Regions from separate parts of the Homo sapiens genome. Here region 1 is linked to region 2. Evidence: chromatin contacts called from ENCODE Hi-C or POLR2A ChIA-PET data. All regions are on one chromosome and are shown on one strand. The core of a region is the stretch at or near the end of the contact, and the rest is flanking DNA. Distances in the headings are between cores, read along the strand shown. Region 1 overlaps MAP3K5 (mitogen-activated protein kinase kinase kinase 5). Region 2 has its middle 58 kb from the start of IL20RA.

Region 1 (4,131 bases), core at 174-2,673, 510 kb after region 2:
ATACAGGATAATTCAAGTCCTTACTCCTTCTCTTCTTTAGATACACATACATTTACCACACACACACACACACACAAACACGGAAACACACGATAGGAATCCCTCATCTTGTACTCTTCTAGTCTAGTCTGTACTAGTCTCTTTACTCCCAAGAAACAACAATTTTGTCTTTGAAATATGAATGATGCACACCTCCGTTTCTGAGTGTGGCATGCATCTCATAAAAATGGGCTGGTGAAGAAACTCACCAAGTCTGAAGGATCAGCAGTGAGTTCCACTGCAGGGCTTGTATCCCTTCTTGTAAAGAGATCAGCTACTCAGTCAAGCCAAGAGCTCTTCTTCAGCTGTATTCTTCCATCAGTAACATTTAACTTTAGGGACTTGACATCTCATAGCAGTGAAACTCTTTCTCCCAAGCAGCTATTTTTTTCTGTTCTAAAGTCCGTTCCCCCCAAATAGCGAGATGTTGACTCTAAAGTGAAACAAGGCACACTATAGACCTTGACCTTCCCCAGGAATGACTCAAAAGCAGTTTGGTGTTTGGGCCCCCCTTCAAACCTTTCTTCTCTCAGACAACCTTACTATTACCAGCAAGGAAGAGGTCACCCATTTCCTTTCTGCTGTAGCAGCACTGCCCAAAATATGGTCCGTGAAATGCTAGGCCCATGAGCTGCTCCAGAATATGTGGAAACAATACATGCCAGGCATTTCCCCTGCCATATATCATTTGCATACTGGTACTTAATTGGTCAATTCAGCAACTCTTTGTGGCTTCCTCTTGCTTCCTGCCTTCTAGTGATTCAGCTACAGAACTATTTAAATAACAGCAGATAAGTCAACCAATTCATCCTGGGGAGACTTTCCAGTTACTGACCAGTAAGGTGGTTTCCCCCGAGGTCAGCTGTTCCTGAAAGCTGTATGTACTTCCGTCTTTCTCGCTACAGCTGAAACCAATGTCATGAGTCCCCTATCCTTGAGATCAGGGCAGTTGATTCAGTTCAGCCCAAGAGGAATTAAGTAAGAAGGAGATTCCAGGCAACAGTGGATTTCCTTTTCTATAATTTTATACCTTCATTCTTTATTAAAATGCTTTTGTAGCATTAGGATGTGTGTTTGATAAAGATGTTTCTGGCAAAAACCACTTTCTTTTTTTTTTTTTTTTTTGCATATCTGTCCATAGGATAGATCATGGACAGTATTTTATTGTGATTCAGATACCCGTTTCTCTCATTAGGAGTGAGGCTGAGAAGTTTTATATACATTTGGGAGCTTTTTGTGTTTTTCTTTCTGTGAACTGTTCAGGCATACATATACAGAGACTGACTAGCTGTCCTCCAGACCTGTTTCCTTTTCCTTCTGGGGTTTCCCAGCCTCCTGGCAAGTAACTGTGGCTGGTGGACTGAGGCTTGGGCAATGGATGGTGGGCCCGAGTGGCAACTCACCCAAGCATGATTCATAAAAACTTCCTATGAGATCCTCCTACTCTTTCTTCCCCATCTGCTGGAAAGATGTTGACACCCAGAGCAACCTATGAAGCTTTCTTTAAAACCAATGTTTGAGGAAATATAGGCAACTCCACTGTCTTATTCTCCATCCAAATAAAGAAGCAGCTCATGTCTACTAGAGAATCATAGTATCTGAGAACCAGGACAGACCTAAGAGATCATCTAGTCCATCTGTTTCCAAAATTTGTTTTCAGTGATGAATCCTTTTTTATATGAATCCTTAAGCAGAACTGTGATATATGACAGTCAGCATATTTTCTCTGGTTTCAGGTATAACAGGATTGGAACCTGTGGTCTAGACCTACAGCATCCCACTCACTCATCCCAACCAAGGCAGCCCCAAGATGCTAATGGAGACACTTAAGCCCCTGAAGAACAGGCTTAAAGATTATCAATCTGACCCTGAATTTGATAAATATGAAAACTGAGACCCATAAATAGAAATAATTAGTAGTCAGTAAAAATGAGGGGATCAGACCCTCAGTAGACCCACTGAACTTGGGCTTCCTTGACTGTTTTGGTACCCCAGAGATATCCCTCCCAGGGCCTGGGAGGCCCTTTCCTGGCTACCCTGCTGTATGGGTTATGCTGAGCAAGGGAGGCAGTCATAACACATGACCGTTCCCTTACATAGCATAATTATGCTGCTCATTGCAACAAGATATTTGACAAAGAATATGGCCTCTTTCAATGGGTGTTTCAGTATGTGTACATTTTTTAAAGTGTCAATTATCTTTTCCCTCCTCTCATCACAAGCAGAATATCTCAGGAGTATATCCTTGCCGGTACCTGTGCTGGTGGAGGACACCAGCAGCAGCAGTGAGTACGGCTCAGTTTCACCCGACACGGAGTTGAAAGTGGACCCCTTCTCTTTCAAAACAAGAGCCAAGTCCTGCGGAGAAAGAGATGTCAAGGGAATTCGGACACTCTTTTTGGGGTAAAGACCTGACTTACTTGGGGTGAGAGAAGTGTGTTGTTAAGTGTGTCATTTTATAAAGGGAACTGTGATTTATGCTGCATAAATTTTCTCAGCATTCCAGATGAGAATTTTGAAGATCACAGTGCTCCTCCTTCCCCTGAAGAAAAAGATTCTGGATTCTTCATGCTGAGGAAGGACAGTGAGAGGCGAGCTACCCTTCACAGGATCCTGACGGAAGACCAAGACAAAATTGTGAGAAACCTAATGGAATCTTTAGCTCAGGTAAATCCTCTCCCAGGTGCTTCATTTCCCAAAGGTTACATATTTTATCTGTGTCCTAACCGCCTGCAGCTGTCACAGATGATGTGAAAGGCAAGAGGAACCTGTAGTGATCATCATGATAAACCTACCCCACAGGAAAAAAGAAGGCAAACCCTATGGTAGGGAATATATTAATATGAAAATAGGGAAATGATTTTTTCATTGCATTTTTGAACATAAGCTATTTTTAAGTCAGAAGCAAATTTTTCACATTGGTGACATTCCAAATAGCCCCTACAAGCCTCTTTTACTCTTCATTCATTTGTTTATTCATTCCATCAATAAACACACATTAAGCCATGTGAGTTGCTAATTCTGACATTAGCATGAGGCTACCTGCCAGTCGCTCCTCTCAGCATTTGGGAAACATCAGCAAATACAACAGAACCCCTGAGCTTGTAAGGTTATATTTAAAAGGAGGGTGAAGGGCAAAGGGAAGTAAATTGTAGTGAGTCTTCACTTAATGTAGTTGATAAGTCCTTGGAAACTGTGACTGAAGCAAAATTACATATAACCAAACCAGTTTTGCCGTAGACTAATTGACATAAACAAGAGTTAAGTTCCTATGGCATATTTCTGGTCACAAAAACATGACCAAACTCCTAAATAAAGACTAAAACACTTCTAATATTCTACATTGAAATAAATGTGAACTCTATATACATTTAAGAAAGATGAATAAAAACAAGATAACTATCTACCCAGTTCAAGGCCATGGGTGGCCAGAGCCTATTCTGGCAGCTCAGTACCAGGCGGGCACCCGCCCTGGAAAGGACACTATTCCACTGCAGGGTACATACACACACACACCCACACTGAGACCACGTAGACACACAAATGAACCTAACGTGCACATCCTTGGGATGCGGAGGAAACTATATGTATTAGTCTGTTCTCATGCTACTAATAAAGACATACCTGAGACTGGGTAATTTATAAAGGAAAGAAGTTTAACTGATTCACAGTTCCACATGGCTGGGGAGGCCTCACAATCATGGTGGAAGGTGAATGAGGAGCAAAGTCACATCTTACGTGGCGGCAGGCAAGAGAGCTTGTGCAGGGGAATTCCCATTTGTAAAACCATCAGATCTCATGAGACTTATTCACTATCATGAGAACATCACAGGAAAGACCCACCCCCATGATTCAGTTACCTCCCACTTGGTCCCTCCCATGACACATGGGGATTATGGGAGCTACAATTCAAGATGAGATTTGGGTGGGGACACAGCCAAACCATATCACCAGAGTACCCCAGGTAAGGCCACACAGACATTGAGAAAATGTGCAAATTTGCCAGGTGTGATGGCTCATGCCTGTAATCCCAGCACTTTGGGAGGCTGAGGCGGGTGGATCACGAGGTCAGGAGATCGAGACCATCCTGGC
Region 2 (3,812 bases), core at 334-2,833:
TGTTTCTAAAACTGAAATCTGGCCCTGGCTAAAATCTGATCATTAATTTGTACATCTTTAATAAGCATCAATTATGTGCCTGTTCTAGGTCTCGAGAATTCAGCAGGGACAAAGTAGAGGGCCCTTGTTTTATCCTTTGAATCTGTAAAAGAAGCTAACCTCATAATGTGACATGAGGGGCACTAGCCCTGCAATGGCGGCAAAATTTCACCATTAGACTTTCATTCTTTGAACAAAGCTGTTTATCTTATTCTAAAATGCAAATGTGCTTGAGCACAGTAAAGCTTTGTCATTCATGGTCATAAACAATTTTGGGTAAATTTATTTATATGATGAGTTCCAATATGACAACCCAAGCTTATCTAGATGAGTTTTGTGGCATCCTTGATAGGGGCTTTTATAGACAGGAAAAATTACTAAGGGGATACTGTGATTTTCTTAAATTAATACTTTATTTATTAAAATTACAAATTTAAATTCCTCATTATTCCTTGAATTTTTAAGTCCAACTCATAAACCTTATTACTTTGTTTATGAATCTGGCAACTTTTAACCATCACTTTTAAGTGGCCTTTTATACTTTAATTGAATTAGTTTAAATATTTAAAAACTTGATTTTTTTTACCCTTTTTGAATACTTCAATTGTGCAACAAAAAAGTTCAAGAACTGTAAGATATCTAAGCCTTTACCCTACCTGGAAACTAACTAATTGACTTGTCAGTGTTTCTTAGATGCTGGCAGAAGACATGAGACTCTTGGATCAGAGACAAAGGGCTTTAATACTCACAGCAATAGCTTTAACCAGAGTGTCATTCTTTTGCATCAGTCCACTTTTTGTTAGGTCTGGAATAGGACCCAAATACAATGTGATGAATAAATTTAATGTGGTACCCTAAATGGGATCCAGGTACAGAAAAGAAAAAAAAGGACATTAAGTAAAAACTAAATAAAGCATGGACTTTAGTTAACAATAATGTATCAATTAATTTAGTTCATTATTTATGACAAATGTACTATACTAATATAAGATTTTAACAATAGGGGAAACCAGGCGTGGGGTATATATATGAGAACTCTCTGTACTATCTTCATAATTATTTTGAAAATTTGAAAATATTCTTAGTTTTTTTAAGTTGAGCAAGTGAAAAATATTAGATAAAACGACAATACATATTGTACTTGAATTTAGAAACATTGTGAAAATTATAGCCAAATGACTGAAGTTTGGGAACACTGGTTTTGAGAATAACAGGGATGGCTGAACTATGCTGAACCCTTGATCCTTCCCACCAGTGTGACAGGAAGATGTGTGATTACACCACAGTACTATCTACCCACAGCTTACAATTTCAGATGGTTATTCCACAGCACTAAGTAGAAGACTCTTTCATGAACCATCCTGAGAATGGGCAGGCACTAACCACCAAAAGCAGAGCTGAAACTTCTCTGAGAGTGAGACATGTCTTTCTTTAGAGGAACTGGGGCTTCTTGGTGGCTGGGTTCTCAGGGGATTTCTTAGTGGAGAGTTACTATAAACATCTAAGCTCTGGTTTACCACAAAGGTTTGGCCCTTCAGACACCTGGTGTCTTTTAGCAGCACCCTCAGCAAACATGAGTCCTTGTCTACAGATAAGACCTCAGGCTCAGAGAATAGGGATTGGAAGCTGAGGATCACACCACTGATGGCCCATTCTCAGGAGCCCTCTACCATCTCTCTTCTCACCCTGTTCACAATCACCTAGGGATTGTAGCACTTGTCCCCCTCCCCAACTTCAACACCCAAGGTCCCAAAGTGATAGACAGAGTGCCAACATTCCTTATCTGTAAAATAGAGGATAACAGGAGAGAGATGGTCTACATCAGCAAGTCTGGAGTTTTAGCCTATGCAATAATTGTCTGGAAGGCTTGTGAAAACACAGGGAACTGGGCCCCACCTCCAGAGTTCCTTTTTCATAGAGTCAGTAATTTGCATTTCTAACAAATCCCAGGTGACACTGATGCTCTGGTTGGGAGCTGCACTTTGAGAACCACTGGTTTAAATGATCTCAGGGGCATCTTTCAACTTTCATAGTCATTAAATCCATGTGTCTCAGACTCATGTGATCATGAGACTCACCCAGAGTCTTGGTTAAATGCACAGATCAGCAGGCCCCACCCCAAACTTTCTGACTCAGAATTACAAGATGAGCAGCCCAGGTGATTCTTATGATCAGAGGAATTTGGGAATCTTTATAATACCAAAAGCCAGCGCACCATCAGTGAATACGGTCTTTGAGCAGGACATGGTGAGAAATTGAGGGCATTCAAACATGGCACACAGGCCCAGGAGAAATGAGTAAAGCTGAAGGAGGGGGTGAGAAGGGATCAACAGGGTCAAAGTTTTGCCCTGACCCTTGCCCATGGCACGCATAGCACTGCAAAAATCATCTCAACCACTGGACATGAGCCTTTGCTACTCCACTGTCCATTAGATGGGGAGGGAAGGAGGCTCAAGGGGATACAAATGGCCAAGGTGATGCTGGGTCAAAGGGCAACTTCAGAAGGTCATAAATGTAACATTCATTGAGTGTTTTGGCCTTAAATTCATTTATATGATGAGTTCTAATATGACAGCAGCCTAAGCTTGTCTATGAGTTTTATGGCATCCTTGACAGTCGCATTTGTACACAAACAGGTCAACCCACGAGCATGGTGTACTGGGAGGGCTGGAAGGGCTAGAATGGCAGTGCCCATCAAAATACAGCTCAAAGACCCCAGTCATTTTCCCAACAGAAAACAATACCCAATTAAGCTGGAAGCAAGAAAGGGCATAGTGTCTGTAGTTAAGGGGTTGCTTGCCCGTGGACTTCTGAAATCCTGTAATTCTCCCTGTAATACCCTCATTTTGACCATTTTGAAGCCTTTGGGGGAATACCATATGGTACAGGAGCTCAGGGCAATGAATGAGGTCGTGATCCCAGCCCACCCATTAGTGGCAGATCCACGTACTCTTCTGACTCGAGTGCCGGGGAATGCAAAATGGTTTTAAGGTTTTTTGGTCAGATGCCTCCTGGGTTGGACTACATACAAGAAGGTCATCTACATGTTGGAGTATACTCCCACTTTCTAATTGAAAATTCCTCAGATCCCTTTCTAGGGCTCAGGCAAAAAAAAAAAAAAAAAGGAGCTGTCCCAAAAGCCCTGAGGGAGTAATTTCCAAGTGTATTGTTTTGTTTTTCTCTGCCATTCAAAAGGAAAAAGGTATTGAGACTCCAGGCTCAGCGGGCTTAAGTGGTGTGACCAATGTCAGAGGCTATAATAGTTGCAGAATAAGGACTAAAACCTCTTCTAATCCCTAGACCAATGAGTTTCTTCCAGAGAGTGTTATTTGAAGGTAACGTCATCCATTTCGTTAAACTATTTTACCTATGAGTCCCAGAAAATGAAATTCCGTCATTAAGATATTCATTCCTTTGAGCCTTTTAACATCAGTGTCAGATGTCTCTTTTAAGATAAAAATATTTTAAGCCTCTATCAACTAATACATCAATGTGGTTAAACAAAGATGTAGCAGAAAGCTGGGCCTAATGTAGTAGTTAATGAGAGGCATGCCACCACCATAACCCCAACCTGCCTGGCAGGAAGTCGAAAGAGTAAGAGGAGAAAGAATCATGAGTAGGGAGACAGGCCTTCTCAATGGGTGTTTGGGAAGTTCCAGGGCCAGGAGGGCATTATAACTCCTGCTTCTCAATTTTGCCTATGTAGTCCCCAGAAAATACTAGTTGCTTTGAATTAAACAGAAACAGTATTATCTCAACTGAAAGCAATCTGA

Evidence for each region. A loop is a pair of places that touch in the nucleus more often than their neighbours do. ChIA-PET counts read pairs that join two places held with the same protein, here RNA polymerase II (POLR2A). Pooled maps may share reads with other maps.
Region 1: a loop to region 2 is called in a pooled map, with 5 times the contacts of the local background. The contact joins two enhancer-like sites. A Hi-C loop is called at or near these places in 2 of 37 single-sample maps with no recorded cell type and 2 of 50 pooled maps. POLR2A ChIA-PET finds 5 or more read pairs at or near these places in 1 of 52 experiments (activated B cell).

What each region holds. Positions count from the first base shown.
Region 1 is chr6:136,590,748-136,594,878 of GRCh38, reverse strand. MAP3K5 (mitogen-activated protein kinase kinase kinase 5) reads left to right here. Exons shown (of 30, transcript NM_005923.4): 22 at 2,265-2,442; 23 at 2,538-2,706. Among named protein-coding and RNA genes, the nearest start is that of MAP3K5-AS1, 36 kb to the left of the region's middle. RefSeq lists an enhancer at 231-390. Within about 2 kb of position 1,423, at least 13 of the 41 ENCODE cell types and tissues checked have a DNase peak (open chromatin) inside an H3K27ac peak, as active enhancers do.
Region 2 is chr6:137,100,887-137,104,698 of GRCh38, reverse strand. No RefSeq gene overlaps it. Among named protein-coding and RNA genes, the nearest start is that of IL20RA, 58 kb to the right of the region's middle. Within about 2 kb of position 1,583, at least 5 of the 41 ENCODE cell types and tissues checked have a DNase peak (open chromatin) inside an H3K27ac peak, as active enhancers do.